Regions from separate parts of the Homo sapiens genome. Here region 2 is linked to region 1. The links are chromatin loops, found by intact Hi-C in ENCODE. Cell type or tissue: PC-3. All regions are shown on one strand. Each heading gives the region's core, and the rest is flanking DNA. Links, peaks and the distances in the headings are about the cores only.

Evidence for each region. A loop is a pair of places that touch in the nucleus more often than their neighbours do. Peaks named below come from ENCODE experiments on the same cell type or tissue, not always from the same donor. Only the 100,000 strongest peaks of a DNase experiment are listed, where the experiment ranks them.
Region 2: it touches region 1 in a loop (10-fold over the local background); 2 of 110 quality-filtered maps call a loop at or near these places.

Annotation. Positions count from the first base shown.
Region 1 is chr7:27,202,879-27,207,270 of GRCh38, forward strand. It overlaps HOTTIP (HOXA distal transcript antisense RNA), which reads left to right. Exons shown (of 3, transcript NR_037843.3): 3 at 1,834-4,381. Among named protein-coding and RNA genes, the nearest start is that of HOTTIP, 4.7 kb to the left of the region's middle. RefSeq lists enhancers at 1-84, 1,579-2,303, 2,304-3,026. In PC-3, for the core only: no CTCF peak of the experiment used is centred there; DNase peaks (open chromatin) are centred at 2,223, 2,543 and 3,053; H3K4me3 peaks cover 4,000 bases; H3K27ac peaks cover 3,696 bases.
Region 2 is chr7:27,344,932-27,349,323 of GRCh38, forward strand. It overlaps LOC107986733 (a long non-coding RNA gene), which reads right to left and starts at 1,839. Exons shown (of 3, transcript XR_001745009.1): 1 at 1,779-1,839. In PC-3, for the core only: no CTCF peak of the experiment used is centred there; a DNase peak (open chromatin) is centred at 2,180; H3K4me3 peaks cover 2,121 bases; H3K27ac peaks cover 2,499 bases.

The sequences.
Region 1 (4,392 bases), core at 289-4,288:
CACCCTGCTTGTTCTCTTCTTGTCTTGGATCTCAACATGTATCTTATTTTTCTACCAGACATGTCCATGGCGTCCTGGCATGCCCCACTGTTTTCAAATGTCTGCATGTCCTGTCAGTATTGAGTTGTAGCCACCAATCAGTGGAGGTCGTTTATAGAAGGAGAACGAGCTCTGAATAATTTGGGTCTGAGTTTCAGAATTTCTACTCACTTTTAAGCAAGAATAATCTTCCTTCCCTGTCTTCTGCTAAGGGAGATAAGATATTTATTAATGTTTCCCAATATGATTTCTTTCCCTGCCAGGCAGCCAACAAACTGACTTGCTGTGGCAAAAGAAAGTTTGGAGGACGATTGAGACGGGTGTGCTCTGGGAAGCAAGCACAGACCCTCCTAGCATTTTTCCTCTTTTCCCAACGGCAAGGTCAAGATTTGCTTGCCTGCCAAGGTAGTGGGTCCTGATCTTCTGAGCTGTCTGTCCCTCTGATTTTTTGTTCTCCAGGCTCAGGAATTCCTATAGGATTGCAGAGGCACCTTCAACCTGATAATTTTATATTCTCAGGCTCCTCCTGGGTTAGACTGGGGAAGCCAGGGCACCCACTAGGATCGGCCGGCAGCGGTGGCACCTTAGGCATGACAGCCAAGCAGAGGGCTGCATGAGTAGAGGTGGGAGAGGTGGGAGAGGCTGCAGTCACTTCCCAGGTACTGTCTGGTGCACTGATTTCCCCGGAGGAGCCCTGAGAGGGCAGTGCAGGCAGGACCGGAGGGTAGTTTCTGCAGCACGGCCTTTATTTCAGGAATCACCAGAGCCTTTCTCAGTGTTCCAAAATGCCTTGGCTGACAAGGCTTCTTACTTCCTGGGGTAGGCCAGGGTGCCCTGCAGGGACTGGTTGCCCAAAAACCTCTCACTGAAGAAAAAAACCGCAGCTAGGTTTTTCTGGGTGGGGAACTGGATGCCAGCCTGGTCCACGCGGCTCTGGGCTCCCAGCATTGGAGAAGAAAAGGAAAAAGGGAAACCAGGTTTTAATCGAGCTTGATTTTCATTAGCAAATGAAATTTACCTGCTCTCACTTTAACTCTGAGGAGGCTGTCAGCACTGCTCCCTGGCACTATTTCTTTGCATCCATCCAGCACTAGGATAAACATTCCTTGGTTGATTCTAAAGACACTTTGTATTTCAGGATATTCATGTGCTTTTAATGTATCCAAGCAGCTTTACAAGCCACTTTTGCAGAACATCTTAACCCTCTCTCTCCCACCCTAGGTGGGCTGGGGCACAGAGATAATGGCAAAGGAAGAAAGATCCAGAGGAAAAACTGGTTGAGGGGCTGAGGAGAGAGAAAGAGAAAAGACGAAATCGTCAAACAGTGTAGCACCTCTGAAGCCAAACTTGAGCAGATCATTTGGGAAAGGAGCAAGTGGGGGACTGCTCTGCTTATGGAGGGAATTTTGAGTGTCCCCATCAGGTAGAAGCTGTACCCTCTTTCTTAAGGGGAAAGGGTTGGTAGGTCCTGAGATCTGGGCTGAAGTTGGCCAGCGGACAGGGAAATGGTGCATCGAGTCACTCACTCAACCTTTTGTTCCAGATTTTTGTGCATTTGAAACAATAATAAGGCAGTAAAAGGCTTGAGGCTGTGGGATAGTTTTGGGCTATTGTCACTGTGGTGACCAAATGTTAACATGGTGAAAGTGGAAGTGCAAGGTCCAGGAAGATCTACAGGGACCCCCACTTTGCCTTTAAGATCCCTTCATGGGGTGGATCTCAAGGACAGCAGGTTTTTGGAGGAGCAGCTCTCCTGCTGCCTGTAGAGTTTTTTGTTTTGTTTTGTTTTTTCAGGTACCACAAAGCCACTAGTGCACAGGGACTCAGAAAAGACGGCAGGAGCCCAAGGAAAACTCCAATTTGAGTACAGCCCTGCCTTGTTTCCCCCAGAGAGTCCCTGAGCAAGGAGACCTCCACCCCACACACACCATTTCAGAACAACCAGGTTCCAGACTCCCATGAGGAGCATCTCCCACTGCAGAGCCTTGGCCAGCCGCGCCCGGACTCCTCAGAGCTGGCGCAAACTCCGTCCTCCAAAACTCGGCTCTGGGAGGCCTAAGTGACTCCGAAGCCGGCGGCAGCCGCGGCAGCGGCCGTGGTGGTGGAAGAGCTCTTTTCCCCGACAGTGCCACTGATCGCTCTTCACTGGAGCTGGAAACAGCCTTCGCGGAAAGGACCGGAGCATGCGTTAGAAGCAGAGGGAGCTTGGTGAAGGGCTCGGCTGGAAGGAGGAAACGCCTTCTCGCAGTGCGCGGCCAGCCCGCGGGGGACACCGGCTTGCTGGACTGCAGGGGCCCGTGCCACCCAGGAAGTGACCTGCGGGTCACTCAGCCGGGGCGCTGGGCGAGCGCGGGACGGCCCGGAGAATTCCGTGCGGCTGCGACGGGAAAAGGACGAGGGGTCTCTGTACCCGACGCTGCCACTGGCCCAAAGGAATTTTACCCGCGAGCGCCCACCCCACCCTAGCTTGATGCTTACGCCCGCAACAAAACAGGAAACCAGGACTGGGCAGTGCATTCTTTAAGTCAACAAATACACTGAAGACTTCGAGCGTTTGAAGGAAGGAGGGGGTTTGCACGTAAGCCTGGCCCCGCCGGGCTCGGCTTTCTCGCTGAGAAAGCGGCGCAGGCAGCCAGGCGGCCTGGGCCCGCGGGGGTCCATCTCGCCCTAGACTCCTAAGAACTCCCACGGCCCTGTTCCCAGCTGCGAATTCTTAATGCACAACGCGACGGAGGGAAGGAAATTCACCAGCGCAGCGACGAGGAAGGGGAACTCAGGACCCCTTCAAGTACACACTGAGGTGTGATCAGAGTTTTATGGGCACTTTATATGCTGTAATCATAACGATGTGTGTGCCTTGATATGCACGCATATTCACGCATCAAACGTGCATACACACACAGAGTGAATGTGCGCATCCAATGTCATGTGGGTGAAATACAAGCATCATACCCAGCCCTACGAAAAAAAAATTCACCCTGTCGGACCAGGCTGGTGACATACTTCGCTGGCGCATCTCCTTACTCACTCTTACTTTTCCGACCCCTCACCATTCCCTCTCCTGTGGCTTGGTAAATACACCTGCCCTCCGTGGAAGGTGAGTCCTGGACTGGCGTTGCCAGGTTCGCATGTCCTCCCCAGAACCTCCGTCTGGCTCCAGGGACTCTCACTGAGCGGGTCTAGAGCACCCAGCACTTTTCAAGGAACAGCCGCGGTTCCTTTGTCCCGCGGCTCCAGCCCCGTTCGGCCCAGCTCTCAGGGAAACGAAGCGCTCAGTAAGAACTTTTGATATTAGTTTGTATGGGTATTTACACTCTGGTGAGGGGAGCTGAGTACGGAAGTTCCATTAATCATACTCCAACCTTGGGTTTAGATATTCAGTTTATGGGTTGGGAGAGGGAGTTTGCCGGAAAGAAAGCATCAAGGTTGGCCGCTGACTCCAGAGAAATGAAAAGGGAGCAAGGTCGTTTTCTGTTTCTGGAAATCAAGAATTAGGAATGGGCAACTACAGGTGCTAACCAACAGACCACTTTTTTGTTTTTTGGTAGCCCTTTGGCAGGGATAGTTTTTCCACCTTTGCCCGATACAATTTAAAAAAAAAAATCCTTTTATTATGGAATTTGTCAAACACACACACAAGCATAACAAACCCCTAGGTACCCATCTCCAAGTTTTGACCCCTATTATAATTTCATCTTCAGTGTTTTATTATCCACTTCCTCTCTCTCTATCTTTAGTATTTTAAAGTAAATCCCAGATAGCATCACATCATTTCACCCCCACCATAGGATTTCAAAGATCTGTTATATTTCAAGATTGAGTAAAAGGGCTTGAAATTGGGTTATTGCAATGAAACTCTAGAAAAAGCTTGAGGGTTCACCCAGGAGTAAGCTGGACAAAAAAGGGGTTTGAGGGGTGGACCCATCTTGCCTAAAAATCTTGTCTCATCTTTCTAAAAATTACATATGAAAGAGGAAGATTTATGTTACTTTTTTATATGAGAGAATCGTCCTTTAATAGAAAATTTCTATTGCTGCATCAGAATTATGGAGGAACACAAAAAACATACCTCAGTCCTTAGTGTGTCCTAAATTAACACATATTCACTTATTAGTGGGTAAATGACTATATTTCATTTCAGCACAACTTCTCCCCTGGTAGAAACACAAAAGAAATTTCTAATGATTAAACTAGGAAAGTTTGCACTGAATTGATGGCTTATCAGAGCAACCGCAGTTTTCAGGAAGAAATTCAATGCCATGCGTTGAAAATATCCCCCTAGCAATAAGGGATTATTTTTAAAAAAGAATGAATAAAGATGTTCTGGTTTCTTTTGTTTTAATCTGGTAGTCT
Region 2 (4,392 bases), core at 318-4,317, 140 kb after region 1:
CAGGCTTGCCTCTTCATTATAGCAAAATCTTCACTCAGTTCTGTTACCTCATTAGAAAGCTTAGTCATCTATACAACATTCTCACTCACTCACACCTGCATATTTCCTATACCTCCAAATGGCCTACCAGGAAAATATCTTTTTTCCTAATTAATAAGTTACTGTGATCTCAGTTTCTCTTCCCACGCCCTCAGCACTTCAGAGCTTGAATTATTCATTTCCAGCCTCAGTGCTGGGCTCCAGCTGCTCATATTGAAGAAGGCTCTGTTGACCTTGAGCTTGAGAATTTGTATGTGTTATAATACAGATGTCATTAAAATATAAAATTTACCTGCTGAGAACAACATTATACTATTTATGAAACCATATAATTTCAATAACTAAACTCAGCAAGATTTTATTGCTCTTTCCACCTGCAATCACAGAAGTGCTGACTCATCACTTGAGAACCACAGCTCACCAATGCGCAGCTTCACTAAAAATCTGCAATGAGTCTTATTTTTTCATCATCTCTATGTAACCTTTTTTTTTGTGGCAGTTATACAGCCCCCTTCTAAAAGGTTATAATTAATTAAAGGCTCAAATTAACACCAGGAAAACTTTCATGTCACAAAATCTTCAGTGCCTCCGTGGTTAGAAAGAGCTATATTTTTAATACCATGATGATAAATTAAAATTCAGGAATGTCTTTAAAATTTTTTATAGGTATTTTAACAGTCAATTTCACCTTCTCTGAAGATAGACTAAAAGGAGCCTTCTTTGATGTACTGAATTTCCTTATCTCCCACTCTGGCTTATTTATTTTACTTTATGTTATATACAGATACACACACATGCACAATTTTCTTCGAGATATCAGTCCTTTTTGATCAGAATGCTTAAGTAATTTTGTAATTCTCTTAAGGGTCTTTAGACATAGTCATATGACCATTTATAGTGCATTTCATCTTGATCCCCTCCTCCCAAAAATTGAGGGGAAATAAAGGCTTGCCTCATGGAAATGGACAAATAATTTACCCAATTCCATTTTCACTTTGAACCACAGTTGATATCAATATAGTTAAAAGTGAGATGAAGGTATGAGAACAGCAGAAAACATTAATTGTACGTACACGGGATACCGCTCTGTTTATGTGTCACCAACAATTGCAGAAGCATGGCAATGGCCTGTGAAGTGTCCTCCCGACTCCAACTGTGGTACGAGTGTGTGCACAGAAAGTGAACATTCTTAGAATTCACAATCGCTAATGCCATTCTTATCTGTAGAAGTATTACATCATTTACACATTTTTACTAAGCTGTTAGCCTCAATCATGCCCCGAAGCAGTTATTTCCACAGGTTAATGATGTATTATATAAAGAACGATTTCCTTTTTATTCTTGGAGGATTTGCCTTTTAATTTCATTTAGCAACCATTTTGTCTTACATGATGGAATGTTGTAGGCTTAAATTAACTCTCCAAAGATTGAAAAAAATCGATGTCTGTTAGCTGCGCTTTGAACTATACTTAAACCTTACAAATGGAATTTTCTATTTTCTTTTAAAGGGGAGGATTATAAAGAATATTTGATTATTTTGGTAAAAACAGGCTTCCCTTAGTAAAAGAGATAGTATGTTATGAATGACGTTTATAACCTAATATTATTTAGATAAGGTGGAAAAAAAGCCCCCCCAAACCCAGCAGGACCTCAATGATGGAAGCAAATCTGGAAAATAAGGAAATCTGATAAAACATAAGCCCACCATTTTTGCCTTGTGGTGTGGGTGTTGTCCTTACCTGCTGGAAAACACTGGCAAGTCTGTTCAGTGAGAGGCAGCCGAAGAAGGCTAGCAAATAGATTTATTAATCATTTCAGGAAAAATGAAGAATGCCTTTAAAGACAACACCCTCTTCTTGGCTTCACAGAATCTTTTTAGGTTTTACTGTTAATAAGATTAAACAGGAGATGAGCAGTAAAGATATTGAAGCAGAGTTTTTTTTATAAGAAAAAGTACACATTAAGAATCGGGCTCCCCCACCACTTAGCTCAGCACTGTGTCCACATTCTTCTATTCAGATTTTTTTATTGCTGTTTGCTTAGGGGAAAAAGTCCCTGTTGAAAGAATGCGGGCCGGAGTACATTAGTCACCTTTCCAGTGCTGTTTCTGTGGGACGGGGCCACGTATCCCTCCCAACTCTGTAAGTTCTCTGCTAGTCAGGGCTGGAGACTGCTGCTGGCAGAAACCCAATCTTCTCCTTGCAAATAAAGGAGCCATCTGACAACGCTGTATTTGTTGGGGCCTCTTCTGAACCAATCAGAGACTGCCCTTGACCGACGGGAGGAGGAGAAGTTTATAATAGGATCAGTTTTGTTTGCAATTTGTTTCTAATAGATGCCAATAAGCCAGTTAACTAGGCTCCGGTTAATGGACATTTTATTGTTCCCCCCCTCCCGCCATGGTGCACATGACCTTTCCTTAGAAGCATTTGTGATGCCTGAAAACATGTATCTGCTGCCTGGTAGCCAGAGGGCTTGCTCTGCTCTAGAAAACTTGTTCCCTAGCCCCGAGCTGCAGACCAGACCCAAATACTTTGATCATTCTGTCAGTGGGAAATTTAGAGCAACATTCGGGCTTTTGTTCCATGTGTATTTCTCCAAATGTAATATCTCCCTCAAGAAATCAATGATAAGCTGTTAAACTAAAGAGCATGGTAACATCCACAGAGCAGTAAATTAATGGTCTTTCGTGGATAGATGGTTACAGATTTCATCATAAAAAATGGATAAAAGATTACATATCACACAGAGCGAAACTTTTAATAACTCAACATGACTTTTCTTAATGGGTTTTATTCATTTTAATCATTATAGTGTCAATGATGATTATAGCCTTATTAGATTGTAGTGATTGAAGGGCCTGTTTATGAGATATTGAAAATCTCAGCCTGCTCAGAATAGCCTGGCGGCCTGTGTGGGTTTGATGTGTAACTTTATCTGAAGGAGCAGGGCTTGTCAGGAGACTTTCAATTAATACTTTTACTAAATTGCTCCTGTCTTTAGTGACCTAGGTCACAGATGACTTAGGGATTCCACAACATCAGCTTTCCCAAACAGTTGGGCTACAGCAGTGTAAATCAAAAGAGGTTGTGAGTGTGTGTGTTTAAACGAAGGTAGGACTAGGAAAGGCCTCAAGTGAAGTGGCTTGAGTCCTTCTGTCTCACTTCGCAGCCAGGAGAGTCCTCTTTCTGCCTTACGATGCCTCACGAGAAAGGAGTTCTAATAACGGGATAAAAAGTTGGCCTCAAGAATCTGGAAGTTTCTCCGTTTTTCCCTCCATGTCTGGGCACATGATTAAAATAAAAATCAAGACTCCATTCATGATTAATAAGGTGCTATTTCAGAGAAATGCCCCAAAACCCAGTCATCCTAAAAAAGTTATTATAATAAAGGTGTCAATGTTCCTAAATTCAAAATAATAATAATAATAAAACCTACAGATGAATACCTTCAGTGGGACCAAGATTATAATGCCATCTATTTGATATCCTGATTTAGTATTGATTCTTTAGAATATCTATTTCCATTACAAATAAGTGTCACCTAAAAGTTATTCCAAATGTTTCACTATAATGGATGTCATCTGTAATAGGCCTTTGAGAAGCAGTGTGGTGTGTCATGGTGTTACAGGAGACCTGGGTATAAATTTGGGCTACTTCCTTTACCAGCAGTATGTTTTGGGACAGGTGACTTGAATTGTCATAGCCTCCATTTCTTCATCAGTAGAAATGGGAATAATGATAATACCCATTTTACCTGTCTCCTTTGTAGGGTGACTAACAGAATCAAATGAGTTCACATTTGTGCTGAAAAAACTCTGTTTTCAAGTGAATCTTTAGAATGTCACTAAGATCCAGGAGCCAGGTGATGTGGCTTTTAAAAATACAGGGTTCAGTGTTAGATAGAAAATATCAAGTGATTTGATGAAAATCTGGAAAAGTCAAATTCAATTGAAGTCTAAGTGATTAGGTCCCAAATATTTGAGAATAGAATAATAAAAGTCAAAAGGAATCTAGCAGAGCTTTTTTTTTTTTTTTTGCTTTTTTAGTAGGGAGAAGTGGATATTTGAATGTAAAAAGATAGTGCAAGCCAGTAGGAATGGCTTGGGAAATGCCATACTGTATGGACAAGTGGTCTGTCTCCGTCTGTCAGATGGGCATAGCTGAGAATCAATCTCAGTCCAGACCTTAGCACAGGAGAAGGGAGATAATCACGGGTGGGGGAAGCCCTGGAATTCAGAAGGGAAGAGAAAGGGAAAGAAATGGGGGTAGAGGAAGGACAGTGGCTTACGCCCAAGCTGGAGAAAACGCACAAAATTAAAGGGAACCAAGGGTTGGAGAGGGGGGCAGCTGG